Regions from separate parts of the Mus musculus genome. Here regions 2, 3 and 4 are each linked to region 1. Evidence: chromatin loops called from intact Hi-C (ENCODE). Cell type or tissue: left cerebral cortex. All regions are shown on one strand. Each heading gives the region's core, and the rest is flanking DNA. Links, peaks and the distances in the headings are about the cores only.

Evidence for each region. Peaks named below come from ENCODE experiments on the same cell type or tissue, not always from the same donor. Only the 100,000 strongest peaks of a DNase experiment are listed, where the experiment ranks them.
Region 2: a loop joins it to region 1, with 1.9 times the contacts of the local background. A loop is called at or near these places in 2 of 42 quality-filtered maps.
Region 3: a loop joins it to region 1, with 2.2 times the contacts of the local background. A loop is called at or near these places in 8 of 42 quality-filtered maps.
Region 4: it touches region 1 in a loop (2.1-fold over the local background); 2 of 42 quality-filtered maps call a loop at or near these places.

Annotation. Positions count from the first base shown.
Region 1 is chr4:120,028,752-120,036,763 of GRCm38, reverse strand. All of the region lies in intron 2 of Hivep3 (human immunodeficiency virus type I enhancer binding protein 3), which reads right to left. It overlaps Gm38632 (a long non-coding RNA gene), which reads left to right and starts at 3,371. Exons shown (of 5, transcript XR_003955100.1): 1 at 3,371-3,508. In left cerebral cortex, for the core only: no CTCF peak of the experiment used is centred there; DNase peaks (open chromatin) are centred at 2,738, 3,597 and 4,018; H3K4me3 peaks cover 2,982 bases; H3K27ac peaks cover 3,174 bases.
Region 2 is chr4:119,942,727-119,950,738 of GRCm38, reverse strand. The region is part of intron 1 of Hivep3 (human immunodeficiency virus type I enhancer binding protein 3); the gene reads right to left. Among named protein-coding and RNA genes, the nearest start is that of Gm38632, 87 kb to the left of the region's middle. In left cerebral cortex, for the core only: a CTCF peak has its summit at 3,080; DNase peaks (open chromatin) are centred at 1,585, 2,433, 2,608 and 3,126; H3K27ac peaks cover 1,871 bases.
Region 3 is chr4:119,978,455-119,986,466 of GRCm38, reverse strand. The region is part of intron 1 of Hivep3 (human immunodeficiency virus type I enhancer binding protein 3); the gene reads right to left. Among named protein-coding and RNA genes, the nearest start is that of Gm38632, 51 kb to the left of the region's middle. In left cerebral cortex, for the core only: no CTCF peak of the experiment used is centred there; DNase peaks (open chromatin) are centred at 3,204 and 4,822; H3K27ac peaks cover 1,455 bases.
Region 4 is chr4:119,898,961-119,906,972 of GRCm38, reverse strand. All of the region lies in intron 1 of Hivep3 (human immunodeficiency virus type I enhancer binding protein 3), which reads right to left. Among named protein-coding and RNA genes, the nearest start is that of Hivep3, 88 kb to the right of the region's middle. In left cerebral cortex, for the core only: CTCF peaks have their summits at 2,451 and 3,450 (motif pointing left); DNase peaks (open chromatin) are centred at 2,431, 3,448, 4,687 and 5,257; H3K27ac peaks cover 2,625 bases.

The DNA of each region.
Region 1 (8,012 bases), core at 1,239-6,238:
AGCAATGCTGATCTCCACAAAGGCCTGGGGGTGGGGCTCATTTCATTAATCACTATGATGGTCATCGTTCTCATTGATTTTAAAAGAACTTTGGGGCCACTATCCTAGGTTTGAACCTTGTCTCTGTTCTGAACTTGCCGTGCAACTGTAGGTAAATTACCTCAACAGGGCACATTTAAAAGGCTACTACTGTGTGCTGGTGGGATGGCTCAGTGCACAAATTTGCCAAGCCCCAGGACCTGAGTTTGATCCCCAGGACATACATGGTGGAAGGAAAGAACTGACTCCTGCAAATTATACCCCAATTTTCTCACGGACATGCACACATAGTAAATATATTTTAGAATGTTACTGACAGTCCTAAAATAGGCAGGCTGGGCTCATAGAAATACGCAGGAAAGTCACAATCCTGCTTAATTCTGACTTCCCTGCTTAGATGATGAGGACCAGCAGTTGCTAAAGCGCCTACTCTGTGCCAGGCCCTTGACATGTGCTGATTCCCCACTTCACCTCACCAAGGGCCTCAGGAAGTCGGTTCTCCAGAAATGGCCTCGCAGCTGAGGAAACAGAGGCACAGGCCCATGAGGTGGCCGGGGTGAGCCTGCGACAGCAACAGTGTATGACAATGTCTAAGATCTCCTCCCAAGCCCCCCACCCCCTTGGCAGATCAGCCCACAGAGCACAGGGGATAATAGGAGAGAGTGCTCTGCAGCCGATCAAGAGCCGCACAGATGCATGACATCATGGTTATTAATAATGGAAGCAGCACAACCAATCCACCATTCATCCAGATGGACCACCTGAACCGCCTCTAATCGCCTGCACACAGACCACAGGACTCTGCAGTGGGGTGGCAGAGAGGCACCCCAGGAATGCCACCCTCTTGGCATGACAAGGGCGGGGTGGGTCAGATAGAAAGGTTAGTCCTCTGAGAGAGCAGAGCCAGTCTGGGCTCCAAGCACAAGATGCTTACAGTTTGGCCTCTGTGACAGAGCCAAGATGGTAATTAGGCCTTCGATGGAGCAGCAGGCTCCCCCAGAGGATGCTGGCTGGAAATCCATGAGCAGCGGTTAGCTGTGTCCTCTTGCGGTGGGGCCTTTACCTTTGGGTCCTCTGCCTGGTAGTCTTTTCCTGACACTCGACACTTTGCCCCCATGTTCATTGCTCAGGGCCCAGGACCAGGGTCAAGTCTGAGAATTCCTGAAGCCCCAAGTCTCACTTCTGCGCTTTCTTCCTTCTGTTCCCAATGTGCCCTGACCCTGGGCTGCCTGTCTCTCTCTGCAGGCATCAGAGGCAGGTGGCTGCATCGTGCCCTCTGATGCTCATCATCTTTCTTCCCACCAGAGAGCTGGCTCCAGAAACAAAGGGAGTGGAGTTTCCACAGTTACAATCCCTAGATGGCTGCCTGGGACTCACCAAGCCCGGGCAAACACTTAGTACATCCCCTAAGATGCCAGTCTAGGTCAAAGCCATCTTTGCCACCAGGGACACTCATGCTCTTCCTCTCCTCTGTGCCCTCTCTGCCTCGTGGTGGGGTCCTTTTTTGTTTTGACAGTTAATTAAAACAAACAGGACAGCACTCCCCAGAGCTGGGACACCCCTTTCCATGTGACCAAATAACAGTGAGACAATATGAGCAAAAAGGGCAGGAAGTGAAAGAAAGTGGGAGACACTGAGAACCCCTGGCCTTGGCTTAGCCCCAAGAGGGATTCTCACTCACTCAGGATGCATCCTGAGGAGCAACTGCTAACTCTGGGGACATGGGGACAAGGGAGTTTTCTGATGAGTGACTCTTGGCCACAGACTGGGGCACAACAGGATGTGTGTGTGTGTGTGTGTGTGTGTGTGTGTAGAAGCAGTTGTGTGAGTGTGAACAAGTATATGGAGTAGAGTGTGTAGGAGAGAGTGTGAGCTTGTGTGGATGAGTGGACAGGATCATGTGTGTGTGTGTGTGTGTACACGAGTGCGCACACATGTTATGTGAAAGACAGAAGGGGTGGGGGTGGAGGGATCTACTTCTACAGTGGGTCTATGTATAGAGATGGCTGTTGAGTGTGAAGCAGTATACAGGCATGTCTGAGGAAAAGACTGATTGTCATGAAGTTCAGTTATCCCCGCTTCATGGAGTCCCAGAAACAAATAGTGCATAGTAGGTAGCTGATCAATAGTTCATCCAATAACCAATCATGTAAACCGATGTGTTTCTCAGTGCACTTCTATAGGTGCCTGCATAAAGCAGCAAGGTTGGTCCCAGCAGGGAATCGCCTCACATCTGCATGCAGTTCAGTTATGGGCGAGCACTGGGTGGGACGCTGGGTTCTGGTCCCCGTTCTCAGTGTTTTGACGGTAGTTTAACTGTCTCTAGGAACTACTCAGTGGATTTGGTCACTACTGGGCGATCTCAGGCCACTTGTGGCTCTGAGCTCCTGGCCATCCTCCACCCAAGAGGGCAATTAGAAATCAGCTGTCAGTTTGTTTGCGGCACTGCATCAGCTCTAGGAGAAGCAAGCCTATATAATTTGAAAAGGGCTACAGCCAACAAGAGGAATGATGGATTTGACAAAGTTAAACAGGTTCTTGTCCTGCAGGACTTTTCAGAGCCTTTAATTTGCTAATCTGGACTGATTGGCCAGATGGGTAATAAAGATCTTGTGGAAACTTCCAGACTTAAACGAGGAAACCTTTACTCGTGGCACAGCCTTCAGAACGAACGTTCCATGGAACACACTGGGAAATCTGCAAGCCAGCACAAAGGACACTTGTTAATGCCTGCTTCTGTGCAGATGATAGGGCAGAAATGGTGTTCTAGGTCACAGAGCAGAGCCATGGCAAGTGCCTGCCCAGTAACCACTCAAACTACTGGAACCAGTACACACACACACAACTTCACAGTTACAAAACAATTTAACTCACAGGCCCTCAGTTCTCCCTGGAGGACACTCATCCCCATTTTCTAGACGACAAGAGCATAGATGAATGAAGTTTGGACCACTCTGATCTGGGTGAGCCACTGCTGTGGGCTGGTCTCTGTGGTCTCCACCAAACAATACACAAATTCACTATATTCTTATAGGTGAGCAATGGTCACTATGTGAAACCCCTATTAAGAACTCAAGGCTGATGCCACCGCACCTGTTCTGCAGCCACCATCAGTCCTGTCCCAAGCCCAAGCACCCTGCACATGCCAAGCGGCTAGGGTTGGTGCTCTTAGAAATACCCATGGAGCAGGACTCTGGGAACACTAGTCTGTGAGGCCCAACATCTCCTTGTCAATGTCAACACACTACCTACCACTGAGAGGTATGGACCCCTATGTACCACCCCCTACCCCCTCTGAGCCAGGTGCCATTCTGCCAGGGATAAGGAAGAACCAGATCAGGGCTACTTTCACTCTCTTAACAGTGAGCGCGCAATGAGCAAAGGCTGTGTGCTCTGACAGTCTGAAACTGACGAGGCCTCCCGGGGAAACGTGGCCAGAACAACCAAACCCATTGAGCAGTTCCCAGAGGTATGTAGACCCCGCGGTGCGTCCCTGAGAAGGGACGAGAATCCGCACAGGACCCTGGAGTCTGCGCACCCAAGGGCGAATGGGGCTGCGCATCGCGGCGGTGTGCGGGCGCGGGAACGCTCGTCACCCTAGGATGATGACTGAAGTAGCGTTGGGAAAACGCGAGCGCAGAGCGCGTGCACCGGCGCAGAGCCCGGGCTGCTCGCACCCAAGGGATCCGGGAAGCTAGGACCGCCGCGCCCACCCGCCGTAGCCTCGTTGCTGCGGGGTGTTCCGTGCTCCGTGCTTACCTGCGGCCGGCTGGGCTCTGCGCTTCGGGCTGGCTGCGCTGGGCTGCGCCGCGCCGGGCTAGCTGCGCTAGGCTGCGCCGGGCTGCGCGCCCGGCCTCCGGCGGCTCGGCAGCGCCCGCGCGCTCGGCTCCGCCCGGCTCGGCTCCGCCCGGCGGTGCCCTGGGCGCTCGCTTGGCGGCCCACGCGGCGCGGGGTGGGCGCGGGGCGGGCGCGGCTCTGGGCCGCCCCGCGGCCGCTGGGAAGCTCCTTATTTGGGCAGTGATGTCAGGGGAAGTCGCAGGGGCCGGACCACCCACTTCTTTCCATTCTCTCCCCAGAGTTTCCTGTTGCCAAACCCGGGGACCCCACTGTCTGTCTGGGGCGAGCACAGCCTGGCCACCAGCTGGTCCGGGATGCCCGGGCAGCAGGGGTCATGGAGCAGCCTGGCGACGCAGCGCGTGGCGGCTGGGGCTTGGGATCTGCGGCTGGGGAATCCCCGGCTCCAGCAGCCACTGGGAGGGTCTGCGCGGCCGCCTCCACTGTGACAGGCCGTGTCACTGTGGGCACCGCCCCTCCCTCCCCGCCCGCCCTGGCTCCCGCGCTGTCATTTCCTCTCAGGCTCTCCAGAGAGGACAGACAGGGAAGCCCTGTCGTTGGGTGCCATGCCTTGGATCCACAGGGCCAGGAGGGTGCCTATCGCCTTTTCTAAAATGAGCTCCGCCAGTAGTCTTCCTCCCAGATTCCAGCCCTATCTAGAAAGCCCATGCATTCCCAGGCGGGAATCAGCTTTAAGGATTGCTGGGAGCAGAGGACCTGGCAGGATCTCTCTGGGCTCTGACTGGGTGGAGGTGGGAGTCATCAGGGACTTCCCAGTGGTCAACCCTTACTAGAAGCTTCTTCATCTAGTACCAAACCTGCCTTACTTTGGTCCACATTGGGAACAGCAAAGAATGTATTTGAGGCAGTCCCCCAATTGTCCCCACCAGCCAACACAAAGCAGTGGCCTTGAGACTTTGGCACTGTCTGCAGTCTACAGGTGCCTGTACAGACCCTGAGGGGGTTATTGTGAGCTGCCCTGGCTTGGCTGACTCCAGGCCTAGCTTGTCGACCCTGGAACAGCTTCAGCAAGAGGTTATAAGGAGCAGGGGCAATCAGACTATAAAGAAGACACACTCTCTGGATCATAAAGGTCTGCCATTGTTTCTATTTGGATCGGGTCTTTCCCCCAAAGGATCCTTAACAGAACCAAGCTTTCTCTGGCTCCAAGGCCATGATCTCAAACACACCTGAGCCCAGTAGACAGAGCTATTGACCCTGAGTATTTCTGTGCCTTCCTACAACAGCTCCACCAGAGCCCATGCTTTCCCTCCAGATCCAGGTCAGAGCAAGCTGATCACTTCCAGACCACCAGCCTTAACAGAGGGAGCCCCAGCTATCTAATGGCTGCCACACTCCCGGGAGCTGAAGGGAGAGCACTACGGCTGTCCTGCTTATGGGAAGGGAAGGCAGGGGTGACAGTAGCTGAGCCTGATCACCCACAGCTGCCTGCTTGCCCATCAGTTACCAAGCTTCCGAGTAGTTCTGTGGATGCCACTCTCCCCCCCCACCCCGCACTTCCAGCAGCCCAAGCCCAGCTTGAATGAGGCCATGTGCTCTCATGTGCATGGGACCCCTCCTCCCCATCCCCATCCCATTTCACCCCAAACAGCTGCACTCCCTGCAGCCCAGCTTCAGCTGGCTCCTATAGTAAATCAGTTCTCACTTCTTGGGGGCCTTTGCATAACTTCTATTATCCTGCTGTCAACCCCACCATATCCAGATCCCTGTCCCCATCCCACCCCTCCCCTGTTCTCAGTGGCCTGGTAGAAGTAGCTTTAGGCAGAGAAAATGAATGATCGCTCTTGCTGCGGGTAGGCGACAACCTCCCTTTTAAGAGTTGGCTCTGCCCTAGCTCTACCAGAGGCTCTCATGCTGCCACAGGTAACTCAGTGGCTCCTGCTTCTACAAATACACCTGCATCTGTGACCCCGGCTGCAATCAGTTGTGATGGACCCTCCTCCTCTAAGACTGGGTCTTATAGGGACCCCTCTACCTTGGTTAATCTGTCCTCTAAGACTGATCACGGAGGGAGCCAAACAGTTGCATACGGAATCATCACAGAGCCTCTGGTTCTGGACTGAACTGGGATTGGGCGGCAGGGGTTGTCAACAGGGCCAGGCTGGGCGCTCAGGCGAGGACGCCATGACACTGCGGTGGAATGGCTGCTCTGGGGGTTCTCGCCAGATGATTCTTGATGAGGACTCTCCAATACCCTAGGATCTCTCTCCCTACTGCTCTCCCTTGACCAACTTCTTTGCAGCTTTTGTCAGGCAATGATATCTCCATATCATCCAAAGTGAAGAGTCCCGAACTGGCCATTCTGAGCAGGAACAGAGCGGGTTGAAGGAGCATGCCTTCAACAAACAACTACAGCTCTACTTGATCCCTTGACCCTCTGAGATACACAGGCCATCCAGCAGTGGCTAGGATGGTCAGCCAGGGAGCTCTCTCCTGCTCCTCCCACACCAAAGCTACTTGACACTCAGCCCTATCACAGTGGTGCCATCGTTCCTCACTGGAGACCACAAGGTCTTTAGGACTCTGGCTTCCATGCTCAGGGTCAGTCTCATGACAGGTATCCCAGGGTCAAGGCCAGCTTCTGTCTGCCTCTTCTTCATAACTCAGCAGCTCCTCCACCCTAGAGGCTGGATAGAACACAGTAGGCAGATGGTGCCAGATGCCATTTCCTTCCTCTGGGTCCAGCCCCTGCCTATAGCAGTGCCAGGTCTTGAGAAAGCCACTGCCTGCCCCCAAGGGTTCTTCCCACATTCTTTCATTCCTGAGATGTGAATCAGGCACTTCTTTGCTGCGAACATGCAACATGCAAGCTGATGTCCTGGAACATCCATCCAAGGGTGGAAACTGATAGGCAACCATTCCTTTCCTGGTGCTTCTGCTTGCCAAGTTGAATGTGAGGAGAAGGAGATAGGCACCATGGGGCAGGGAAGAGGCCACATTCCTTCTAAGGCTCCAATTCAAAAAGATGGCAGTCCAGGTGTTCCAGACTAGAATGCTAGATGCTAGTTTCCATGGAAATGCTACACACACATACACGCACATGCATGCTCTCTCTCTCTCTCTCTCTCTCTCTCTCTCTCTCTCTCTCTCTCTCTCTCTCTCACACACACACACACACACACACACACACACACACACACACACATCTGCTCCAAAGTCAGCATCACAACATAGAGACTTCACAGTCCTAGAACTCAGGACAGGGCTGACATCTGATCTGCATCTCCATGTGCAGTGTCCTTTGCAGCTCCTAACAACCAAATGATAGGCAGGCTTTTGGAATACTCTGTGGTTCCTAAGGTGTGGGGCCTGTCACAGTGTTCTTGGCAGAATTTTCACGGTAGGGGTGAGCAACCGCCCCGAGGGCCCTGGCTTATTTTTGTTTAGGTCTTCTTCCTATCAGTCATTCATTTTTCCACCTCTTTTCCCCTGTGGCTATCATTTTCTAGACTCAGATTCTCTGTGCCCCTCCCTCCATCCCTCTCCTCTCTCTCTCTCTCTCTCTCTCTCTCTCTCTCTCTCTGTATGTGTGCTTATGTGTATGTGTTTTGTGGTGTGGGGTGTGTGTGTGTGTGTGTGTGTGTGTGTGTGTGTGTGAGAAAGAGAGAGAGAGAGAGAGAGAGAGAGAGAGAGAGAGAGAGAGAGAGAGTTAGTTCATGCATGCGTTTGGCATTCCCTGCCTCTCCTGGGGAGAATGCTGGAGGTCTCAGCATCTCTCTGGGTGTCCTTTGGATTCCCTTCAAGCCTCTCTTCCTGCCTGAGCACTGTGCAGCCAGCCAGCCCCCCAGCTCCCTGATCCAGTCTATAATCTGTGGCTGTGGGTGACAGGAAAGGCCTTGAGCCATGTGGACCGGGGTTCCTGGGGATGTTCACTGCTTTTGATTACCTCATCTTGAAAGGCTTTTGTGACATTTTAACAAGATAGCTAAGGTAGCTTGACAGACTTTTGAAAGAGAGTACCCAGCATCTAGCAGAGGCTAAGTACACAGCACCAGTCACCACCGGTCCTCACACTGTGATCTAGAATCCGAGCCTCCTCATCGTGCTTATATTCGTGAACAGGGGTTCATCATGGCAAATCGGAAACCAGCATCTCTTGTTCACTTTTGCTGCCTTAC
Region 2 (8,012 bases), core at 1,157-6,156, 86 kb after region 1:
TCATCATCTTAATGAGGCATTATGGCTATCTGTGAGGAGTTGAGTTCTGTAAGTAAGCCCATGTTCCTGTATGTAAGCCCAGGAAATACACTGACTCAACAGGATAGACCTGGGTGAAAGAGATCGCCCCATCGTTGGTTTCCCATGTGTGTGTAGTGGTGGAGTGTTTGGACGCTTGCTTTCATCTCTCAAGGAACAGCTCACACAACTAGAACAGGTTCCATACAAATACCACAGTGGAAGTAAAGGCTAAACAGCAAGACGGGGAGGGATGCAGTCTCTGCAAGCAGCAGAAGTGCATGAGAGAAACCAGGAAGGCTTCCTAAAAGCGCAGGCGGTTTTTGCTGAGTCTTACAATAAAGGACACAGCCATATGGTCATGGCAGGGAAGGACTCTCCCTGTGGATGATGTCATGTGAACAAAGACAGTCAGAGCTGATGAAGAGGCCAGAGCCTTGGTGCCTCAGGGGCGCTCCTGGGAAAAGCAGTGACTGAGATGGGAAGGCAAGAATAAAAATGACAGAGAAGGAACTCTGTTCAAGGAGGGGGTGAGCAGGAAACGGTGGAAGAGCCAGGGGAAGGTTCCTCAAGAGGGACGAGACAGGGCCCAACTGCTGTAGGGAATCCCCGGTGGAGGCAGGTAAGGTTGGTTGCAGGAGACAAGGTGACCAGCTGGAAGGTGGAGCCAGGTAGGAGGCTCTCAAGTCCACCAGCAGGGATGGGGCAATCACCTGAGCCACCTCCAGCGGATGGACAAGGTACAGAGAAAGTGGACAGGAGTTGAGGTGCGGAGCTGCCCCAGCCGGGGCGAATTCAGGTGGTGAAGTCTTGTCTGTTGTCCAGAGGTCACAAAAGAGAGCAGGGCCAGGGTGGCTGGTTGGATCCTGTAAGGGTCACAAAGGCTGAGTGTTTGGGATGGAAAGGTGTTTTCATGTTCATTCTGAAGGTAGATTTACATCTTGATATGGGGAAGGCACCGTGCTGAACACTGGGAACAGTGGGAGGAGTCCACCTGCTATCCTTGACCTCAGGGCCCTCAGCCTGGAGTGGGGATGATCCCTCAAGGCCACAGCCACCAGTGTGTTGAGAGGTCCAGACAGAGGCCAGAGGAAGGTTCCCAGGGCTGATCCCTCACACCTGTCCCTGCTTAGTAGCAAGTGAGGGGGGTGGAGGAAGGGGCATCCCCCAGGGACTCTTTCAGACTCTCACTGACTCTGTCTTCACCACCAGATCTCAGGTCTTGAGTGGCACACGACAGGTGCTGGCTTCGCATGGGTGCCAAGTGCCCATGACCTTGAGTTGTTCTTTGTCAAGCAAGCCGACCTTGGGGTGCCCAGGGATCTAAGCCACACAGCCTTGGCCTTTCATCTTTCTTTGACTCGTGCAGGATCTGGGGAGCTCTCAAGAGACTTGGCAGTGAAGAGAATTCCAGGCTTCTGAGAACTGGAAAACCGTGAACAAGCAGCTTGGTGTATTTTAATGAATGTCCTTCCCCAGCCCCACCAGCTCGTTCCTTTTTTGGTTTTCTCATCTCCCTAGCTATTTATAAAGCCCTGAACCCTCTGTTTAGGATTTGGTTCCTGGCTCACTCTTGAATTTGCCTGTCAGAGATCTCCATGGAGAGGGAGGTCCTGTTATCTACCCTGGTTCATCCCGGGTTCATAAGATGTTGCATAATCCTGCCATGTCCTGAAGCGGCAGAGTGGAAACGGAAGGACCCAGGTGCCTGTCAACACCTGCTTGGCTGCCGCTCGGTTGAGTGTCTCTGAGCAGCTCTCAGAGCCTCGGAGTGGGAAGAGCAATGTTTACCCACACATCCTTCTCTGGGATGTTAGAGTTTGCTTCAGCTCATGTCTGGGTTTCCAGTGCTCTCCTGATGAGCGTACGGTAAGAAGCAAGCAGAAACTAGACCTGTGACCCTCTGTCTCCATGGAGTCCACCCTCCTACAATGGCCACCTTCCCAGTCGTCTCCCTGCTTTCCCACCGTGTGCAACTGTCTCAATACCACCCTCACTTTCCTCCAAGGTTGCCAGCCCTCTCCCACTAGAGAGGAGACGCGGTAAAGGTATGGAGTGCTATGTACCTGTTTCCTGTGTCTCCTCAGCACTTTGACAAGCGCCTTTTGTGTGACATACATTCACCAACATTGCATGGCAGTGAGGATCAGGATCTGGTTTGGAAAGCCAGGGAGAATGTTGATGTGCCAGGCCTGTCACACGGTAGGTACTAACCCTTCCCTTTTCCCTAACCTGTCTTCCTTTTCCCACTTGTCCCTGCTGAGTCCAGATGTCCAGGTGTCCTAGTTTGTGGCACCTGGGCAGCCAGAAGTGATTTCTTTTCTGAGGCACTTGCTCTTCTCTTCACAAAGGTTTCTCTGAGGCAGTCCTGGCCACACTGGCTGACAATACCCTAGCTGGCTCTGGCTGCTTCTGACATCTGGCTGGCTTTAGCTGCTCCTGCTCAGAATCAGTGTAAGCTTTCTGGGATGGGTTTCTGTCCAGGTCCAGGTGAAGCCATGGCCTGAGCAGTACTGACCATGGCACCCCGATTATAGAAACTAAAACTGTCTCTAGGCATGGCCACAGCTGAGAATGCCTGCAGCGTCTCATGCCGCGCTGTTGTACTCCGCACAGAACACTCTGTGTATCCACCAGCACACGGAGGAATGAAGTGCTACAGGCGTTCTCAGCTGTAGCAATTTTGCTTCTCACCCTCCCTTCCCCCCGCAGAACATCTGGCGATGCCTAGAGACATTTTTGGTTTGTATAATTGGGGACGCTGCTAGCATCTAGTGGGTAGAGGTCAGGGTGCTGCAGCTCTGTGCCTAGCAATGCACCAGACAGTCCCCCTCATCAATGAATGATCCAGCCACGGGGGTCAATAGTGAGGAGAGTGAGAAGCAGTGTTGTTGAACGGGGCAGAGTCTGCATTTATGCAGTGCTTGCTGTGTGTGAGTTGAGGCCACGCCCTTTCTCATTACTCCTGCTACCCCATGACACAGGTGGTGGTGTTTTCCTGTCTGTTCCACAGAGGAGGAAATACTAACCATAATAGTGACATTGCTTTTGTCACCACTAGGAGCTCTGTAGGCAGAGCTCACTCCAATGCCCCTGGAGACAGGCATGAGTCTGGATATTGGCAATCTCATCTTCTCTCTGTTGTGCTGACTCAGTCCAGGGCAACTAAAGCTCTGCTTTAGTGTTCCTGCCTAGCCCTAGGTTTAGGTCTGTGTGATGAACTCCAGGAAACCTTCACACACTGGCCCTCCCTACATCACAGCCCACACTGAGCCCTCCCCCACTGTAAGACAGGCTGAAGCAGAATTCTCCTGGAAGTATTGCCCAACCTCCTATTCCTGGCCTCCCTCATGAAACAAGCTGTGTCCCCACAACCCCACAGTGTAACAGGTTCCCTAAATTCTGCCTCCCAGACTATATACCATCAACCACCCCTCAAGCCCTTGTCTTGGAAACTGGATGAGATCCTAGACCCTGCCCCATTTGGTGCAAATCCTACCTTCCCTGCCTTAGTCCATGTTGTTGCTTGTTTGAGTTTCTAGCTCTCTGCTCTTCTGTCCAGTATCTACTGCTCCTCCAGAGCTTTATCTGTGCATGCTGTGTTTCCTAGTTCCATTTCCTAGTGTGTTTCTCCCTCCAGGTCCCAAATACCCTTTTATTTTATACTTAATTCGGTGCCTTCACTAGACACACTGCCTTCACTAGGAGGGCAGTTTCTGTGCTGAAAGTTAAGGTGGACAAAAATCTAAGGAGGTTTCCCCTCATCCTGTAACCTCAACAGCTCGAGCCTTCTGGGTCAGCAAATGCTCCACACAGGGATCTCGATAGCATGAGCTCCCTCCTCAAGGGATACACACAGGAAGCAATGGGCTTGCCAGTCTGTGTGCAGTGGAGGCTTCCCAGATGGGGTACACTTAGTGGCTTTCCCCCAACCTGCAAAGAAGAAAGAATGGACCCTGCCAGCTCTGACAATTCAGGATTCCACAGCCCTCTCTGTCATTTTATGAATGGTTCTTTGTCTCTTTGCTTTATGTCCTGTGAGCCTGGCTGTTCCCTGGCATGGTTTCAGTACTTGTAGAATATTAGCCTACGTTTCTGTGGAGTACCTATTCAAAATACCCCAGGGCAGCACACTGCTCAACCCACTCCTTTATCTTCTGGGGCACTTTCTGCATTGTGTGTTGTTGACTGTGTGTGGGGAATGAGGGGAGCTGGGGTCTCAGATTCTCTGCTTCAGCAAGGCTAACGATCAAATTCATACACCCATGGTTCAACCTCTTTCCACTAGACCAGTGTTTCTCAACTTGTGAGTCATGACCCCTTTGGGGTCAACTAAGACCATCAGAAAACACGGATATTTATATTATGATTCATAACAGTAGCAAAGTTATAGTTATGAAGTAGCCATGAAAATAATTTTATGGCTGGAGGTCACCACAACATGAGGAACTGTATTAAAGGGTTTCAGCATTAGGAAGGTTGAGAACACTGCACTAGACTCTGTTTGAGGTAAGCAGGCCTCAGCCTGAGTTTGCTCTGGGTTTACTGGTACCTAGTTCCTCTCCACCTAGCAGATACTACTTATAACAACTGTCCATCTTTACAAAAGTATTGTGTAGAGGAATTTCAGTCTAACAACATGGATGCTCTAGCAAAGGATGACATCCAAAGATCTAGGTGTATATGATCTGTCTGGAATGACATAACTTTAATCTGTTTGGCTGGAATACAGACATACCCTTAGTGCATACCTTTAATCCCAAACAATGAAGTTAGTTTGTAGAAGGAAGCAGCCATGTTTGAAAGTGACATCTAATTGAGTGGCAGACAAAGTGATGAATCAGAGAAAGATTTGACAGAATGAGTCAGAGATAGGATACACCCAACAGACAGGAAAGAATATTTAAGGATAGTGTAGGGAAAATTCAGTCAACTGTGAGTCAGTGTACTGAGTGCAGTGCAGTGGAGTTGAGTTCAGTCATGAGTTCATGAAGTTCAGTGCAGGTCAGCAGTTGAAGCCAGAGAATAAGGAGCCAGAAGATTAGAACAAATTGCCAGAGTTAGTTTGAGGCCAACCAGAGCAATTCAGTGAGAAGCTGAGAGAAGCCAGATTGAATCAGTCAGCTGGGAGAGAAGTTTGAGCCAGAACAGCCAGCGTTCAGAAAGAACTAGAAAAGGTACGCTTAGTAAGCGGTAAGCCCCTGAGACAACGATTACATCATGCAGATAAAAGTTACTTTTACAGTATTGCATGTGTAAGTGAGCAAGGATCACTTGTTCTACATGGGCAAAAACTAGGGTGAAAACTCTGCCCCTCAGGTCCAGCTCTAATCACATTGCTTTCTTCCTGCTCAGGCTAAAGCTACCTAATGGAAGCTTTCCTGGAAGGTGCAGCTGGCCAGGTCTTAGGATCTGTACATTCAGAGGATTATAAAACCTAAGCATTGTGGTTGACCCTAGTAGCCAGAGCATTTTCCTCTTTTTATGTCCAGACCCTTGCTGACCAAATTCACTTTCTAGGGTATGAGCCCACCTCCAGGAGGAATGGAAGGAACTCTTTTTGGAGGTCAGGAGGAAACCCCCCCAGCCCAGGAAAGCTGTCTTTGCCTCCTTTAATACTGGAGTTCCTGCTTCTAGGAGTTTACGGAAAGGGAGCTTAGGAGGTTCTACCACATTGTCCAAGTAAAACCGAAAGTCCTTTTGTTATTGTTGGTTTGGTTTAGTATCTGAGACAGAGTCTTATTACTATGTAGCTCTGGCTGGCCTGAAACCTGCTATATAGGCCAGGCTGGCCTTGAAATCACACAGACCTACCTTCTCTCTACCTCCTGAGTGCTGAGTGCCCTTTTAAGAATTTTGAGTGCCAAAGCATGAGTGTTGGAGGCTAGCCTCTCTCTTTGGGATGTGCTATTTACTATCTAAAGTGTGTGCACACCCATTGGCCTACTCTATCAGCTCTGCAAGGATTCTTAAAGTTCAAGAGGAGATGAAGAGTAGGTGACAGAGAAGCAGCTGCATTTTACGTATTAAACATGTCCTGTAAGCAAGTGTCCTTTGCCCTTTGGAGGGGATCTAGGGCAGATCTATAAGTGTTTTGGTCACTCCTAAATGAGAGTACTTTAAAACATTCTCAGAAATGGCCAAGTCTAGGGTTGGGACACAGAAAATATAAGTTGAACCTGGAAGGATTTTATAGTTATAGAAGGTAAGACAATGACTCCTAAAAATGAAGAAGGGAGTAAGAAAGGGAAGGAGGGAGATTAGGAAGCAGGAAGTGAAGGAGGAAGTAAGAGAGGAAGAGAAGTAGGAAGGGAAGTAGGAAGGAAACAGGAAAGGAGGAGGTTAAAAGGATACAAAAAGCAGGCATTAAAAAGCTTCTAAAGACCAAAAGTGGAACAATTCAAGTAACAAAATACCAATAGTACTACAATTTTAACTTAAAAAACAAAATAAAATTTGTTGAGTTCATACTAATATAAATAGTTACAATATAAGTAACAATAAATAGCAATACTATTGTTTTTAACTTGGAAGAATAAAATAGAAATTGTTGAGTCCAGACTAATATAAATTAATACTGAATAAACAAATGAATAAATAAGTGGAAGGGATAAGTCTTTCTTAAGTCTAAATAATAAATGATAAACAAGGAAAATATAAAAGCACTATTACAAGCCCAAAGTAAGGATCTTGGCCAATGAGATTCATTTAAAAATGACCATAAGGAGATGGGATGGGAGAGGTGCCTACACAGCCTCAGCATCTTTCCCAATACACCATTCCTTGCTGTCCTGATTTTTAATATGTGTCCACAAAATTTTAATACTTCTTACTTCAAAAGGTGGAGTTCAGGTTCCCTCCCAAGTGTGATCTTCTAGAAGACAGAGTATAGAAAGGGGAAACTGACTTCATGGTGAAGCTGGCAGACAGCACCTCCATCAAGTGATGAAGTTGAACATAAGTGTCTCAGTTCCATTTCCTGTTCCTGTGATAAAACACCCTGACAGAGCAATTTTGAGATGAAAGGGCTTGTTGTAGCTCAGGGTAGTCCATCACGGTAGGGAGTTGAGGTGGCATGAACTTGAAGCAGCTGGTTACATTATATCCATCATCAAGACCAGACATGCAATGAACCAATGCATGTGTGCTAGTGTTCAGCTCAGTCTTCCCACTCTTATACAATCTAAAATGCAGGGAATGGTGCCACCCACAGTGGGCACAACTTCCTATTAATTAAGATAGTCTCCCATAGTCATGTCCAGACTAGACAGTTCCTCACTGAGACTCATTTCCCATGTTGTTTTAGATTATGTAAAGTTGGCAATGAAAACTAATAATAGCTTCTAATAGGAATGACAGTGTCACACTTCTTCATGTGACAATATGAGATCATCTGCTCTGTGGGATTCCCCAGTAATCCATTAATTGGTCTGGTCATGGAAAACAGCACAGAGTCCAAGACGGGATGAAAGAGTTAATACCAGTTAGACCAGAGAAGCCCGAGCCACTGTCCTAGAGATGTGTTAGCAGTCATGGTGATCAAGCACAAAGTGGGATCTTGGAGCATAGGGAAAGCGCTGAAATTCTGGCGAAAGCCCAGTGCTTCCTTCATAGCATCAGGCAGTGTCCTTTCTCAGGGCAAACGAATCACAGCAGTTAAATTAACACTGGGGAGGCTCTCCCCACAGCTGCCATTCTACCCAAAGGGGCAAACACAGATGGGCAGCAAAGTCCATACATGTCCTAGGAGTTTGTGGCCAGTACACAAGCAGATACTCTACACAGGTAGGAGATTAAAATTTCATGAGGGTAGCCAGATGAGGTAGTATAGGCTATAATCCCAGCATTTGAGAGGCCGATGCAGGAGGATTGTAAATTTGTGGGCAGCCTAGGCTATATAGTCCCATACAAACAAACAAACATCTAAATAAACTCCCAGAGTCAGGTGAGGTGGAAGGGGTGGTAATAATGGCAAAAATGTTGAGAAAGCTGCC
Region 3 (8,012 bases), core at 1,865-6,864, 51 kb after region 1:
AAAGGCAGACAAGATGCCCACTGTACTTTACTGGTAGCGGGTTTTAGAAGCTTCCATCTGCTATTTGTGTCCCTGTCAAAGTCAAGCAATGGCAGAAGACAGTTTTGAAGTCAGCCAATCTGGGATTCCCATGCAGGCTCTGTTTCAGATTGCTGTGCCAACAAGGTGTTCACCATCTCTGAAAGGACCATGGACATGCCTCAGTGAGCTGGGGTTACTAAGGTGCCAACTGGGCATGGAGAACACCCTCAGTGCCTGGCTTCACTCTGGTCCTGACATCAAGCATCTTGCTTGTGCACTTTATAACAAGCTCAAGTCCAAATCCATTTGCTCGATGAAACACGGAATGGTGTGGACTAGGGAGATGCCAGCACACAGAAACGGCCGGTGAGGGACACTGGTGGATCATTGGGAATGGAATCTGCTGATTCCAGATGAAAGGGGAACTGTCAGTACATGCTGAGGACAGGGATGGGGAGGGAAGGCCTGTCTACGGGGGCGTGGCCTGAGTAAAGGTAAAGGGGCAGGAAAGCAGAAGGTGTGTGACAAGGAGGACATAGGGAAAGGAAAGGACAATTGCCATGGGAGGCTAGACACGGGGTGATCCCGGATGGAGGTTGCTAGTGGGCCTCGCACAGGTGCCCAGGTCAGGGGAAGAGGCTTTAGCTTAGACAAGACAGGACTTCACAATTTACAAGCTGTATCTGTGTTCACAATGCTCTTTGGTTATCTCCAGAAAGATAGGAGGTGAGTCTATTTAAGCTCTTTAGGGCTTTCCACAGTCCAGGCTATCTGCTGTATACAAGAGTAGCTTCATATTAAGGGCAGTGGGTATAGGGACCACATTTCAGGGCAGTCACCATATTCAGGAATAGATGACCAACAAAAGTCAGATTTTATCATTTGTGTGTGCATGTGTACTTTTTGTTTGTTTATGTGTGAGATAAAGAACATGAAATGTGAGGGCTTAAAGGAACTGGGGAAGGGAAAGAATATAATCAAAATATGTTGTATAGAATTTCCCTCTGTGTGTGTGTGTGATCATGCTGATTCTAAAACATCCTCTCATATAGTAGGAGAGTTCATGAGAAAGGGCTTGTGGTACGTGTGGTCACAGAGAGCTTCCTGGAAGAGGGGGTATGGAATAGCCTTCCAGAAAAACAGCAGAGCCCTGCTCAGAGCTGGCTGAAAAGTGTTTTTCTACCCAGATAGTCCTGAGCCTCACGGGAGGCTCCTGAGCATGATAGGAAACATATTCTTTTGGTTTTGAGATACGGTTCCATGTGGTCCAGAATGACCCCAAACTCACTGTGCAGCCAAGTATGACTGGATTTCTGATCACCCTGCCTCTGCCTTCTGAGCTCTGGGATTACAGGCATGCATGGCTCTACCCCATTTATGTGGTGCTGGGGACTGAACTCCAGGCTTCACATATGCTCAGCAATCCCTCTACCAACTGAGCTGCTTCTCCAGCCCCGGGAAGCACACTTCTGATAGAGCAAAGTACCATAGCCAGGAGGCTGGAATTGAGGCTCACAATGTGCTGCCACTGCCATAGTTGATGGATAGAGGGGAATGTCTAGGCACCCCAGGACATCTGGACTGGACAGAGAAGCTTTGGAGGGCAGATGGGTAAGAGTTGGCCAAGCAGACATAGTAAGAGAAGAACATTCAATCAGAAAAGGAAAAGAAGCCAAGTGGAGGAGCAAGGCTCAGGAGCAGAGGCAGGGGAATTCCGTTTTGGGGTTAGGACCTGACTACCTTAGAATTTCATCTGACCTTCAACCTACAGTCATTCCCTCACCCACGGGAGCAATTCACCTGCCTATAACACACTGAGACTCCTCCCAACATTTCTACCTCCTGTGACCTAGCTGTCTTGCACTGATCAGTGTATCCCTGTGATCAACAAGAGACCTAGTCAGTGTCAAGAAGCCTCTCTGGGGACCCAAGCTACAGTCACAGGAAGGAATGATATGTGACTGGAACTTGGGGAACCAATATACAAAGACCAGGGGCCTCTGTATAACAGATATACAGGGGTCAGTTAAGTGGCCTTTCTGACACTTCCCCTGTCTACCTTCAAACACCAGGCCTCCCCGTCTATGATGCAGAGCACACAGGAATTCCTTTGAGTCTGACAGCTCGACCCATCCATCACGTTGGAGCAGAGCAGGAGAATCAGTCACTATATTCCCCACTGAGGTGGTTGACAGTGCAGTCTGTCCTCTGGCTTACCTGAGCTGTGGGAAGTGCACCCGGAACTCAGTTCTCAAAAAATTAGGGTTACGGTTAGGGTTAGGGTTAGGGTTAGGGTAAGGATTAGGGTTAGGAACAGCACAGCCATCAGCCGCAGAAGCAACCATCGGCACTAGCTTATTACCTTCCTAAAGCCCAGTGCACACAAAGCTTATAGGAGAAGTCAGCGAGCCATGAATGGGACCTAAGGCAAGCCCTATATCAAAGTTGTAAGTAGAGATGGGAGCCCTGCACGATGCTGGTGGGTTGTAGAAGGGTCCAGAGACTTCAGAAAACAGCACAGAGAGGCTGCAGAAACCTAAGGACAGCAGTGCTGTATGATCAGGCAGCATGCTTTCTGCTGGGTCTGTTTTGAAAACGGGATCTCAAAGTGAGGCTGTGCTGCTACATGTGTGACAGCGTGAATCCCGGTAGTCACAGAGTGGGACACAAAGCCCCAGGGATAAGGAGAGCATGCCAGCCATAGCTGTGTATCTATACTCATAACCAAGCAAGACACAGCCTTAACAAAGGAGGACACCCTGTAGGATGTGACAAGGTGAGGAGAGTGGGGGAAAGACATCGCGCTAAGAGAAAGAAACCAATCATGGTACGACACGCTCTTTCATGATTCCATTTGTACGAGGTGTCTAGACTCTTAGAAGCAGGAGGCAGGATGAAGGTGACAGGATCAGGCAGCAGTGGAATGAGGTGTCTCTACACGTCCATATTTCAGTGAAGCAAACCAGGAAGATCTAGAGATCTGGTGCACAGCAGCATGCCCACAGCTAACAACACCACTGCACACATGAAGTGTGGCCACAGGGAAGGGCTCATGCTAAATGCCCTTACTACAGACTTTTAAAGGCTCATACGCCAGAATGAGAGGTTGTAGGCAGGTGTGCTGGTTAAGTATCAGTGCTAGCAACGTAGTGTTTATATAATCTGGATCCTGTGCCAGGCTGAGACTGGAGTCACTGCCTACTGGTAACTCATCACACACTATGGAGAGCCTCATTCACCTCCCCCAGCAAGGGAGGAAACAGGCAGAGTGGCTGAGTGACATATCCACATTGTTCATGGTGACAGAGCTGCCATCAGAACCTGGGCTGGTGGCCCCAATTCACCTTCCCAACACTACTCTCTGCTGCACTTTGGGGACATAGGTCTCTAGTCACTATCAGATGGTGTGCATTCTTCAGGGAGCAAGGAGGCATGACCTTCATCTGAGGGCACAACATGGGCATTTTCCTGCACCAGACTCCAGGCATTGTCAGACCTTCACTTCTAATGAAGTTCCGGTGAGATGCCACAGGAGGAACTGAGGGCCTGAGGGGCCTTGGGCCCAGCAGGGTGCCTCTCCCCTGGAAACTCCTGTTCCCGCCCCTGGTCCACTGATCCACATCCTTCCTTCCTTTCACGAGTCCCAGCAGCTCTGGCGTGCATCTCCCATGCACTGGGAACCCCATGCAGCCTGGCCTAGCCGTGGCTTGTCTTGTTTTCTGCCACACCCTTTGCTCTTTTGACTTTTCTGGCTCTTAGAACAAGCTTGTGATGTGCCTGCTGCATGTAAGAGATTTACTGAAATGACATGAATTTCCTACAGAAGTTAGCACTGGCCCTGACCAGATCATGACATTAACAAAGGAAGTCTAGTTATTCCACCCACCTGCCCCCTTCACTTGTAAGAGCTTTTTGTTTGTTTGTTTGAGTATCTGTCATACATAGAAGTTGGAACAGAGCAGGGTAGTCTGTATTTTCCAAGTCTCCCACAGTCCAGGTGGGATGCAGATCAGCAAAGATGGCTATAATATGTCAGGTCTTCACAAGGAGGTTTGGCAGCCCAATGGCTGGACAGGCTTAAGGACAGGCAGAGCACTCAAGAGAGTCTTCCTAGAAGAGGCAGACCGAGTACTGAGTTAAAAAGTAAGAAGGGGGAATGAGCCACGAGAAAAGAGGTTAAGCATAGTATACAGATGGAACCACAGTTGAAAGGCAGAGGGTGGCATGGGCTAGCTATAAATGTTGGAGAGAAGACAGAACGACAGGCATGTTTAAGGGCCCTTGCAAGCCACTAAAGGAATTTGACATTTAAACCTGCAGGTTGTGGGAAGCTAATCAGGGGGATGATGGGTCCAGATTTGTGTTCTAGAAAGATCACCATGGTTTACCAAGGACCAGGCCAGAGGAGGCACCTTGGCAGCCGTTAGAAGCATCCATAGAGATCCAAATCCAGATAAGAGGAGGTGCTGGCATGGGAGTGACAGTAGGAAGCCCACAATACGTTTGACCTGAAGCCCATAGTACTTACTGAATTGCAGAAAGGAGTAGAGTGTATAGGATCAGAGATAAAACCTGAGTCTAACAGAATAGAGTAGAGTGTCTAGGATCAGAGATAAAAGCCGAGTCTAGAGCATCTCATCTTCTTTCCAGGAAGTCTTGTCTCCTGCCTCATCCCAACCCGACTCCACTGCAGAACTGAAAGCCATGTAGTCCTTGAGGGGAAACTCCGTGGAATGTTAACCATCTGGCTCAGGACCTGGGAAGAATTCCACTAGCAGAAAATACACCCACACCATAGACACACACACACGCACACACACACACACATGCACACATGCATGCATACACCATGCATACTCACACGTGCTCTATAAGAACACACCACCAGTCTCGGCAGAATGAGCCAATCCCAATCACCTTGCTAACACGTGTGCTGAGCACAAGTCACTTTGGTGCTTGTCAACACTCATTAGCCATGAAGCAGGAGCAGGCACCAAGGGCCAATGAGATCATTGTAAGTAATGATTTTGCTCTCTGCTGCCAATTGGGAAGAGGCAGCTCTCAGTTTCTTTGAGCCATGGGAGTCTCTGTGAAGTGTGAGGGACTGGGGCTAGGGCTGGGGTAGGGGTTGGCTCTCCTGTCCTGTTCTTTGGTCAGAGGTGGAAAGTTCTCAGATCATGCGAGTGACACTAGCTGACGAAGCACGCTGGCGCTCCCACAGGCCTGAGACTCATGGTTTAGAGGAATATTGTAAGCGGGTTTCCCAACTTCTTCCAAATGTCATTCCCTGGCACGGCCTTCAGCGTCTCTTGGGAGCACAGCAGCTTCAGGAGTGGTTTAAGAATCTGTGGTCTCTTCAGATTTGCTGGGTTAGCATGAGGATATCCTGGGACTGGGCTGTGGCACCCCCTTCCACCGCCATTCCTCTGTCACCTTCAAAAGCTGCTCCCAGAGAAATGGCCACACCTCTAGTTAGAAAGCTTTAAGGCCAGTCTTCCACATGTTTGATGACTCCCACAACTGCCCCACCATGCCCCTTGGAAGCCCCGATAGCTCCCTGGAGAAGGAAGAAAGGGAGGTACACAGACTCCCTAGAACTGCTCTTTCTTGTCACCACTGCTAAGTGACATGGGCAGAGATGGAATGTGATTCCACAGCCAGAAATACAGAAGGCCCCAGAACAGCATCAAACAATAGCACGGATCCCAACAGCTCTTCTCACATCTGTTCACATCTGTCTCTGGCCCTCTGAGGTTGTAGTGGAGACCTGAGGCGTCCTGCTCAGAGCAGATGTCTCATACTAGGAGGCAGGAATGGGTAAGGGGCAGATCTTGGGAGACTCTTGAGGTACTAGATGTGTGATGCCAGGTAAAGAATGAGGGATTGGGCTGGGACTGTAGCTCAGTGGTACAGCGCTTGCCTGGCATGCATGAGGCCTTGAGTTCAAACACTGCCCTGAAAAGAAAGGAAAAGAAGGGAGGAAGGAAGGGAGAGAGGGAGGGAGGGACGAAGGGAGGAATGGAAGAAAAAAAAAACACCGAACTTAGCATCACCCCTAGGCTTCATGTTAGTCCTCCCCTGGTATAAAATCTTGCAGGATCTTGTCTGAGGCCATGACCTCAGACCTGCTGGGCAGTTCTGTTTGGTGGGTAGACGTGCAGACATGCACTATTGCAAGACTAAGAGGAGTCCTAGGTCCTTAGTCTCTTTTTCAACATGATGGTCTATGAGCTTTTCCTCCTCGTGATCTCAAACCAACCCAGGAGGTGTGGTGGGCCAGCTGCTGGTCTCCCCAGTTTATAGAAGAAGAAACTGAAGTTCAGAGTGTTCAACTGACTTTCCCAAAGACCCACAGTGAAAGCAAAAGGCAGAAGTGAAATCCAGACAGTTGTCTTCTCCATCTTGGTCTGAAACAGCAGAGTCTGAGTAGGATGAGCACACACACACACACACACACACACACACACACACACACACACACACAGAGAGAGAGAGAGAGAGAGAGAGAGAGAGAGAGGGAGAGAGACAGAGACAGAGAGACAGAGACAGAGAGACAGAGAGACAGAGACAGAGAGACAGAGAGACAGAGACAGAGACTTCTCAGCCCTGCCACAGCCTTACCCTGTTACAGGGACAAGGGAAAGATGATTATTTGCAAGGAAATGCTGCCAAGAGGCAAAGATCCCTGTTATCCCCTCTGGACAGCCAACCACCACGAACACATGTGGCCCTGCTTAAGGCAGCCGGGAAGGGATGATCAAAAACTCCCTGGAACCATCACTGCTTATGGCCAACAAACAGCACCTGCTCCTTCCAAAGGGGAGATGCTGCTGGGCAGAAACCTTAGACACAGGACTGGCAGATCTCTAAACTAACCCACAGGCCTCCTGGGTCCTGAGAAGCCACCAGGAAAGGAGGGACAGTGGCCCTCTGTCTTTTCACCTGGCTGCTCTGGAACACAAACAAGTAGGCACTAACAGACTCCAGACCAGGCTAGACAAGCATAAAAAGCAGGTGACTCTGTCTCAGTCCTGCAGAAGATGACAGGATGCCAGAGATGACGTGACCAATCCCAGACCCGGGAGCAAGTACATCCCTTTACTTAGTGTATTTTTTGGCTTAAAAAACATATATTACAAAGATTAATTTTGCTGTGAAATCATTTATAATGACGACTCCTAGCATTAAGAAGCCACTCTGATTTCCCAGTGAGGGCGGTCTAGAATCAGAAATCCTGCCCCAGCCAGTAAAGCTAACCCCTGGTAGGGGTGGATAACCAAGTCAAACAAACAACCCATCTTGAATATACTAAACCAATAAGACCTTAAAACCAATCAGCCACTTTTATACCTGAAACTAACTGTTTTCTTTGAACATTTTGGACTACCCCATCGGCCTGTCTACTATTGAACATTTCTGCTTGCTACAAAGTTCCCTTTTCAGCTAAACCTTGACTGACTGCCTCCCCTTTCTCCCTCCCTCTCACCCTCCCTCCCTCCCTCCCTCCCTCCCTCCCTCCCTCCCTCCCTCCCTCCCTTTCTCCCTCCCTCCCTCCCTTTCTCCCTCCCTCCCTCCCTCCCTCTCACCCTCCCTCCCTCCCTCTCACCCTCCCTCCCTTTCTCCCTCCCTCCCTCTCTCCCTCCCTCTATCTTTGGCTGCCCTCAAAGAGATGGTCTTCCTTTCTTCACGCTAGATGTTGGAATATTGCTGGGCTCCATACTGACTATAATCCCCCTGCTGCAGTCAGGGAGGCCGTGTAACATAATGTTTATTTATCACCTTTGGATCTGGAAGCCCTACTCCCATGCTCAACCCATCCCAACTTACTGCTGCCTTGAAGGTATTAGGAGTTTTCCAGTGTCTTGGTGTTCAAGAGCAAACACCATGCACTCCTCAATGTTGGCTCAAAGTCTCACTCCCACGCCCCTTCTACGACATGCTGCCTGCTCCTTCCCAAGGAGCCCAAGCTTTGAACCTGGGTTCCTGTTCCT
Region 4 (8,012 bases), core at 957-5,956, 130 kb after region 1:
AAAACCAAAGAAGGGCAATGAATCCTATCTGGAGGCGTGGTCTGGAAGGAATTCATGATGTCTGTGACCTGGGTCTGAACAGCGTGTTGGGGGGGACTGGTCAGGAGGTGATGGGGACAGACTGCAGGTGCAAAGGTGCTTGGGTGGGATGGGGAGGCTCCAGCTGCACAAGGCTGAGTAGGAGGGGGTACCCCCAAGGCCTCAGGTGTCTGCTTCACAACTCTACCCAGAATGATAGCTGCTCTAAGATCACAAAGGTCACAACCCTCATGCCAGCACCACACAGTCACAGGGCATTTGCAATGGTTTAGAGCATTTGGTTGACATTACTACTTTGAGTCCTCATGATAAGGATGAGGTGAGACTACTTGTCCTTTGGTATATATTGGAGATTGCCTCCAGGACCCGGAGGAACACAATCCACAGGTACTTCTAATCCCTTTCATAATGGCATAACATTTAAATATATCCACACAAGCCTCTCTGGTCTGTGAAATCATCTCTAGACGACTTCTCTCAAATGCTGAGCGCATGCTCTGTAAATGGCTATTGGACCGTCTCTTTTATGGAAGAAAGGGGGAGGAAAGCAAGTCTGTGCTGGTTCGGTATCAGTGTGACACCTCCACCCCACCTCTAACTATTGTCACCTGTGGTTGATTAGCTCTGACTACAGAATCTTTGGCCAGAGAGGGTCAGCTGAACTCTTGTTATCTTTGTTATATATGTGAAGGTACTAGGCCCAGTGAGAGCAGGCAATCTACTCATGATCCAAACCACAACCAAGGTAGAACTGGGCTTGAACTGTTCTTTCTGGTTACCCAGTGGTCCAGCTCCTCAGTCTCTACCTCACCCAGCTGCAATCACCCCCCCTGACCCTCACCAAACAGGGGTATATGTCTTTCCTAGTGTATCCCCCAAGCTGACCCTTGATGATCCCACCAAACTGACAGACTCTGGATGGGGAGAGAGACCACAGTTGAGTCTGGGCTGGGACCCAACAATTTGTTGACTCAATCAGGCAGATGTGGAAAAGGTGTTGTCATGGTGGCAAGGTTTCTATTCCAGGCGGCCAGGCCATAATTAAATGTCCTGACCCGCACACCTCCAATTACTGCACAAGAGCTGGTTTCCCGGCCAGTTAACTAGCAATTACAGAACCTTCCACCAAAATTCCAAAGCACTTAGTAAAGGTCACTTCTTTTATTTTTTTTCAGATTCGGGGGTAGAAGTGGGATGGGACTGTTGCCCAGATTACAAGTAACATCTATTATTTAAAACAGGTTTCTGCCCATAGCAAACTGGAACTGCAGCCCACAGGCTTCCGTGGTGACTGCTACAAGGACTCCTGTTTGTGGCATATTGCTGTAGGTCAGGTACTGTGTCGGGGGCTTCTGTGGGATACCACTCAGTTTTTACAAAACTGGAGAACTGAGTATTACTGCCTCCATTTTATAAAGGAATACGCATGGTCATAGAGCCACGCCTGGAGGATTTTGAATTTGTACTCGGTCTATTTGCCTCAGAACAATAGGCTCTTCTATTAGCATGAATTAAAGCTAAGACATCTAGTCTGAAGCTCAGAATGAGGCTGATTCTATGCTGTTCAAGGGCTATTGAGAAGTCTTAACATTCTTTGATTCTGGCTAATCCTTGATTGACTGGTGTGAGGGTCTTGTCCAGCCTCTGTAATGATCACCATGTTAGGGCAATGAGTCTTTTCCTTTGATTGTTGAGATAGACTTTTATATTAATAAGAGAGACTTGGGATGGATTAAAGACTCTAAGGCCTAGGAAAAGAAATAACAGGTACCAAAGATACCGTCCATACATTTCTACTTACCCTACAATGTTCCTGCCAAATATTACAAATCAATAGTAATTGGACCAGGTCCTTTCTCGATGCAGGTGTTTCTTCTCATGGACTGAAGTAGACCAGGAGATGCAGGTGCTCCTCCCCCATCCTTCTCACTGGTGCATGGCAACTGTAATTCCTACATGCAAATGTCTGCTGTGTGACTTGACACATGATTATTTCCTAATTTATGGATTTATGTTTTATAAAAACATCAAGTCAAACAGAATTTGAAAGTCTATCTAACCCACTCTTACAAACAGACTAAATGCCACTCTAGTCAGAATTACCCATGGAAATTTAGAGTATAGGGTTAATTATGAGTGCATCCTCCAGGGCTTGTACAGTAGATCCTCAACAAGCTTACAGGAGATGAGCTTGCTGGGGTTGGTGGGGAGGGTGGAAGCGAGAGACTAGGGAGAGGAGGGGCTCGGAGGACAAACCGCCAACATCACCAGCCCACCAGTGTTCACACCTGTCCCAAGCCTATAAATTAGTCTTCAAGTGCCTTGTTCCAGAGGAGAAGTGTCCAAACAATATGCTCATCTGGTGAGGAGGAACTGCAGTGTGCACACCAGATGCATGTGGGTGCATCTCCCTACACCACAGCCAGGCTAACTTATTCCGGCTCCAGTGTTCAGGACCAAAAGCCAGCCACAAGCATTTCACAGCCAGGTCTCACCCTATGCTTCACAGACAGTCTCCCAGCCACCCACAAGAGCTTGATGGATTGAGTAATTGGAGAAATCCACGTAAACCTGAGTCTGAAACAGCAGGAGTGGCTCTTTGCCTCCTGAGCAGGGCCTTTTGATTGCTTATCCCACCAACTAAATCACACAGAATGTAAGCAATGTGCTACCCATTCTGTATAAGAGAGCAAATGTCCACAGCACCTAAGTGTTAGGGCCTACAGCTGATTCCAGGACCCCCCAACTAGAGGTTAACAGACACCAAATGTCTATTCTGGAATCCTTGCTTCCAGGCCACTACCACCCCTTCCTGGAGTCTCCACCTAAGAGGAGAATATTGTCCTTTGCAATCAATGGCCATGTGGGTGGGGACTGGCACTAAGCCAGCCTGCCAGCCCCCAGCAAGAGGCTTAGCCTCATGAAGAACAAGTTGCTTGCCCCAGCTTTCTGTAAACCCATGGAGCTCTCCAGGGTACTGACCCTCATTCTTGTCTTGGGGCAAGACAAGAACAGACTATTCAGAGTCCACCTATATAGTTGTATTCTTTAAAAATGGCTCGCCATTAAACCATTTGTGTCATTTAAGAAGATTCTGTTGTCACTTTTAACCTCCATAGATCTTTCTGAGAGGCCAGCTAGCCTCTGTGGTGTATGGGTCGTGGACTGTCTTAAGAACACCGCTGTAGTTTTTGAAGTTACCAGATCTTCATCTTGGATCCTGCCTGTCCTACACCTTGTCTGTGTCCCCTTCCCAGTCCCTGCCTATCAACTCCAGATGTCCTGAGTGACCCTTTTCAGCCCTTAGAGGGCTCTGTAGCTGGTTATTGATTTGTTTATCTCTCTCCCACTTGCCTGAGTTCCCAAGCTGCTGCAGGGCCTGGCCAACTGGAGCATTGCCAGCCAATCATCTGGACTGTCTTCCTCATGGTGGGGACAGTGGCCCCTGCTGGTCTCCTCTGAAGAACACATATCATTGTAAACTCCAGTATCTGTGCTTGCTTGCTTGCTTTCTTCTCCCTCTCCCTCTCCCTCTCCCTCTCCCTCTCCCTCTCCCTCTCCCTCTCCCTCTCCCTCTCCCTCCCTCTCTTTCCATTTGTTCACTTTGTTTAAGAAAAGAATTGAGCAGTGACTGGGTTATCCTCACTCCCTCACTCTATAACATAACGTAATAACAGTGTATTTTTTAAAAACTCACTTTGCTCTATTTTAAGGACCTCGGATGCATCTGTCTCATTACAGATCACCTCTCTATAAGACTGTGCTGTCATTATCCCACTCTCACAGGTAACAAAGGAGATGCTACACTAAGGGGAATAGAGGGGCGTGCACACAAAGAGGTCTATGACTCACCCTGGCAGTCAGTCCAACATGGCAAACCTATAGTACATATACAGTTCAGGCCCCTCCAGAGATGTTCCCACCCTCATGGTATGCTGTGGAGGTTGGGGAATGGCAAGATGCCAGGAGGAGATAAGAAATAAAAGTTGAGAGGTAAAAATAAAGAAATAAGTGAGTCTTTTGCAGGGGGAGCTAAAAGAAGGTCAAATTCATGCAGTAGAAGCCACTGTACCCACAGAGATGGATCCTTGTCAGACACCTAAGTTAGAGCTAGAAATGCTGCTTAATTTAAGGACAAACATGCAGAGGCCCAGAGAAACCCCTAAGTGCGTACATTATAGAGAAACCCCTAAGTGCGTACATTATAGAGAAACCCCTAAGTGCATACATTATAGAGAAACCCCTAAGTGCATACAATGCCATGGCCATTGGCCATTCTAAAAAGCTGTTTTATGTTAGCATGAAGAACCCCAAGGTCCTATTTCACAGAACAAAGCAAGCCCAGTCACTCAAATGTTTATTGCTTAGAATAAGCAGTTCACACGTCCAGGGGACTGCCCAGTCCCTCCTAGGGGTGGGAGCCAGAGGCACTCCTTCCCTTTGTACCAGTCCTTCGCCCACAAAGGAGCACCAAGGTCAAATTCTGCAAAGACTGAAAATGGGCAGGTGTTTCACAGAAAGCCACAGACTGGAAATCAAGCCAGCGTGAGGCTGTCTGAGGAGACATCTGAATTCCGACTAGCCAGCAGCCTCCTTACGCTCCTCTGTAACAAGTGGATCAAATCTGCATTGTGTTCCCATCTGGTCACCTTATTTTCAGAGTGGTGGTGACAAGTTTGTCCAGGAAAGGAAATTAGCAAGTATCAAGCCCAGACTGATGAGCAGGCTGTGGGGAGGGGACTTCAGATCGGCCATTTGCTTGAGAATCCAGCAGTCTAATAGCTCCCCACTCGCAGAATGAGAACACTCTTCCCTTGGAGACACACTCTGAAGACAGATGAGCACGGCTGTGGCGGCTCTCTGCTCCCCAGATACAGCCTGTGGGAGGATGCAGGGGCTCAGTGGCCCTAGAGTCACTCAGAGTAGAGCGGTTTCCTGGCCCTGGGTGAACTTAATCATGGTCACAAATACGCTGAGGCCTGTGAGAGTCTTGGAGCAGCTGTCTCCCGGCTCTGAGCCAAACCTCTCACTTTAGAGATGAGGACAGGCATTGAGGCTCTGGGTTTTTATGCCTGGTATAAGAAGCTTTGGATTTAGTAATCCAAACCCTAATATAGAACTCTTTCCGCCTGGCCAATATGGGGGACCACTCTTCGTCAAACATGGCTTGTCTTCCTGGTGCCGTGGAAGCATTTCTGGCAAGGCAGCTGGAAAACTGTGACTCATTACCTTCCAGGCCATCTCCACCAGCTGCTCCTCTTCTCAAACACACTGAACAAGACGCAGAGGCACAGAGGAGGCCGAAGAGCCCATGTGCTCTCTCCCAGTCAGCAGCAGGGAGTGAGCTGTTACTTCTCTCCCCAGGAGTCTGGTGAATAGAGGCTGCCGTGGAAACCTCCTCTTGGCTGCCGTCAGTACAACCACCCTTCAGCATCCATAGGAGATTTGTTCCAGGGTTCCTACACCACCACAGGAGAAGTCTCAAGTCCCATATATAACATGGTACAGTACTTGCATATAACCTATGTACCTTTCCACAGTATACTCTAAATAATCTCTAAATTAGTATGCAACACAATATTATGTAGTCACTCACTACATATTACACATGCAACTATATATGTGTGTGCATATATGTGTGTGTGTGTGCATGTGTATGCCTATGTGTGCTTGTATATGTCTATGTGTATGCATATATATGTGTGCATGTATATGTCTATGTGTATGCATATATATGTGTGTATACATATATATGTATATGTATACATACACATATACATATATATGATGTATATGTATATGACCTGGCTAAGGAATAATGACTAGAGAAAAGACATCATATTCAATCCAGATACCTCACAATAGTTTTAAAAATATTTTAGATCTGCAGATGGTTGAAACAATAGATAGAGAACCTAAAGGTGTAGACAGCAAAAGATATGTTTTTAAAAATCAAAGCAGACACTGAAACTTATAGAGGAGAAAGTAGGGAAAAGCCTCGAAGATATGGGTACAGGGGAAAAGTTCCTGAATAGAACAGCAATGGCTTGTGCAGAAAGATCAAGAATCGATAAATGGGACCTCATAAAGTTGCAAAGCTTCTGCAAGGCAAAAGACACCGTCAATAAGACAAAAAGACCACCAACAGATTGGGAAAGGATCTTTACCTATCCTAAATCAGATAGGGGACTAATATCCAATATATATAAAGAACTCAAGAAGGTGGGCTCCAGAAAATCAAATAACCCCATTAAAAAATGGGGCTCAGAGCTGAACAAAGAATTCTCACCTGAGGAATACCGAATGGCAGAGAAGCACCTGAAAAAATGTTCAACATCCTTAATCATCAGGGAAATGCAAATCAAAACAACCCCGAGATTCCACCTCAGACCAGTCAGAATGGCTAAGATCAAAAATTCAGGTGACAGCAGATGCTGGCGAGGATGTGGAGAAAGAGGAACACTCCTCCATTGTTGGTGAGATTGCAAGCTTGTACAACCACTCTGGAAATCAGTCTGGCGGTTCCTCAGAAAATTGGACATAGTACTACCAGAGGATCCCGCAATACCTCTCCTGGGCATATATCTAGAAGATGTCCCAACTGGTAAGAAGGACACATGCTCTACTGTGTTCATAGCAGCCTCATTTATAATAGCCAGAAGCTGAAGAGAACCCAGATGCCCCTCAACAGAGGAATGGATACAAAAAATGTGGTACATTTACACAATGGAGTACTACTCAGCTATTAAAAAGAATGAATTTATGAAATTCCTAGGCAAATGGATGGACCTGGAGGGCATCATCCTGAGTGAGGTAACCCAATCACAAAGGAACTCACACAATATGTACTCACTGATAAGTGGATATTAGCCCAGAAACTTAGGATACCCAAGATATAAGATACAATTTGCTAAACGCTTGAAACTCAAGAAGAACAAAGACCAAAGTGTGGACACTTGGCCCCTTCTTAGAATTGGGAACAAAACATGGAAGGAGTTACAGAGACAATGTTTGGAGCTGTGATGAAAGGATAGACCATCTAGAGACTGCCATATCCGGGGACCCATCCCATAATCAGCTTCTAAACGCTGACACCATTGCACACACTAGCAAGATTTTGCTGAAAGGACCCAGATAGAGCTCTCTCTTGTGAGACTATGCCGGGGCCTAGCAAACACAGAAGTGGATGCTCACAGTCAGCTATTGGATGGATCACAGGGCCCCCAATGGAGGAGCTAGAGAAAGTACCCAAGGAGCTAAAGGGATCTGCAACCCTATAGGTGGAACAACATTATGAACTAACCAGTACCCCTGAGTTCTTGTCTCTAGCTGCATATGCATCAAAAGATGGCCTAGTTGGCCATCACTAGAAAGAGAGGCCCATTGGACTTGCAAACTTTATATGCCCCAGTACAGGGGAACACCAGGGCCAAAAATTGGGAATGGGTGGGTAGGGGAGTGGTGGGGGGGAGGGTATGGGGGATTTTTGGGATAGCATTGGAAATGAGGAAAATACCTAATAAAAATAAAAAAAACAAGTTATAATAAAGCAAAACAAACAAACAGAAAAAAAATCAAAGCAGAAGCCTTCCTCTCACAGGGTTAGTGGTCTCTGATGAGCATGAGAGACCATTAAAATGGCATTAAGTGGAGAGCCCCAGACACACTCTCTAATCCACAACATGAAGCATTTCCTTCTGGACTCCAGGCCCCAGCCCCAGGTCTGAACACCAGGTCTGTATGAACAGCTTGGGGTCCTGCATTAAGGACCCATGAGCAAGTGATAGTGCTGCCTACAGACCCAGTGTGGGGTCATGCGGTAAAGGCAATAGTTTCCCCCACCTTGGTGGCCTGGGCTTTGTCACCTAGGGCTCCAGTGACCTCCTGCAGCTATCCACAGCTACCCAAGTCTGGAGTTCTCTAAAATGTCTGTCCAACAATGCCACACCCAGTGTGTTCCCCAGGGGAAAATA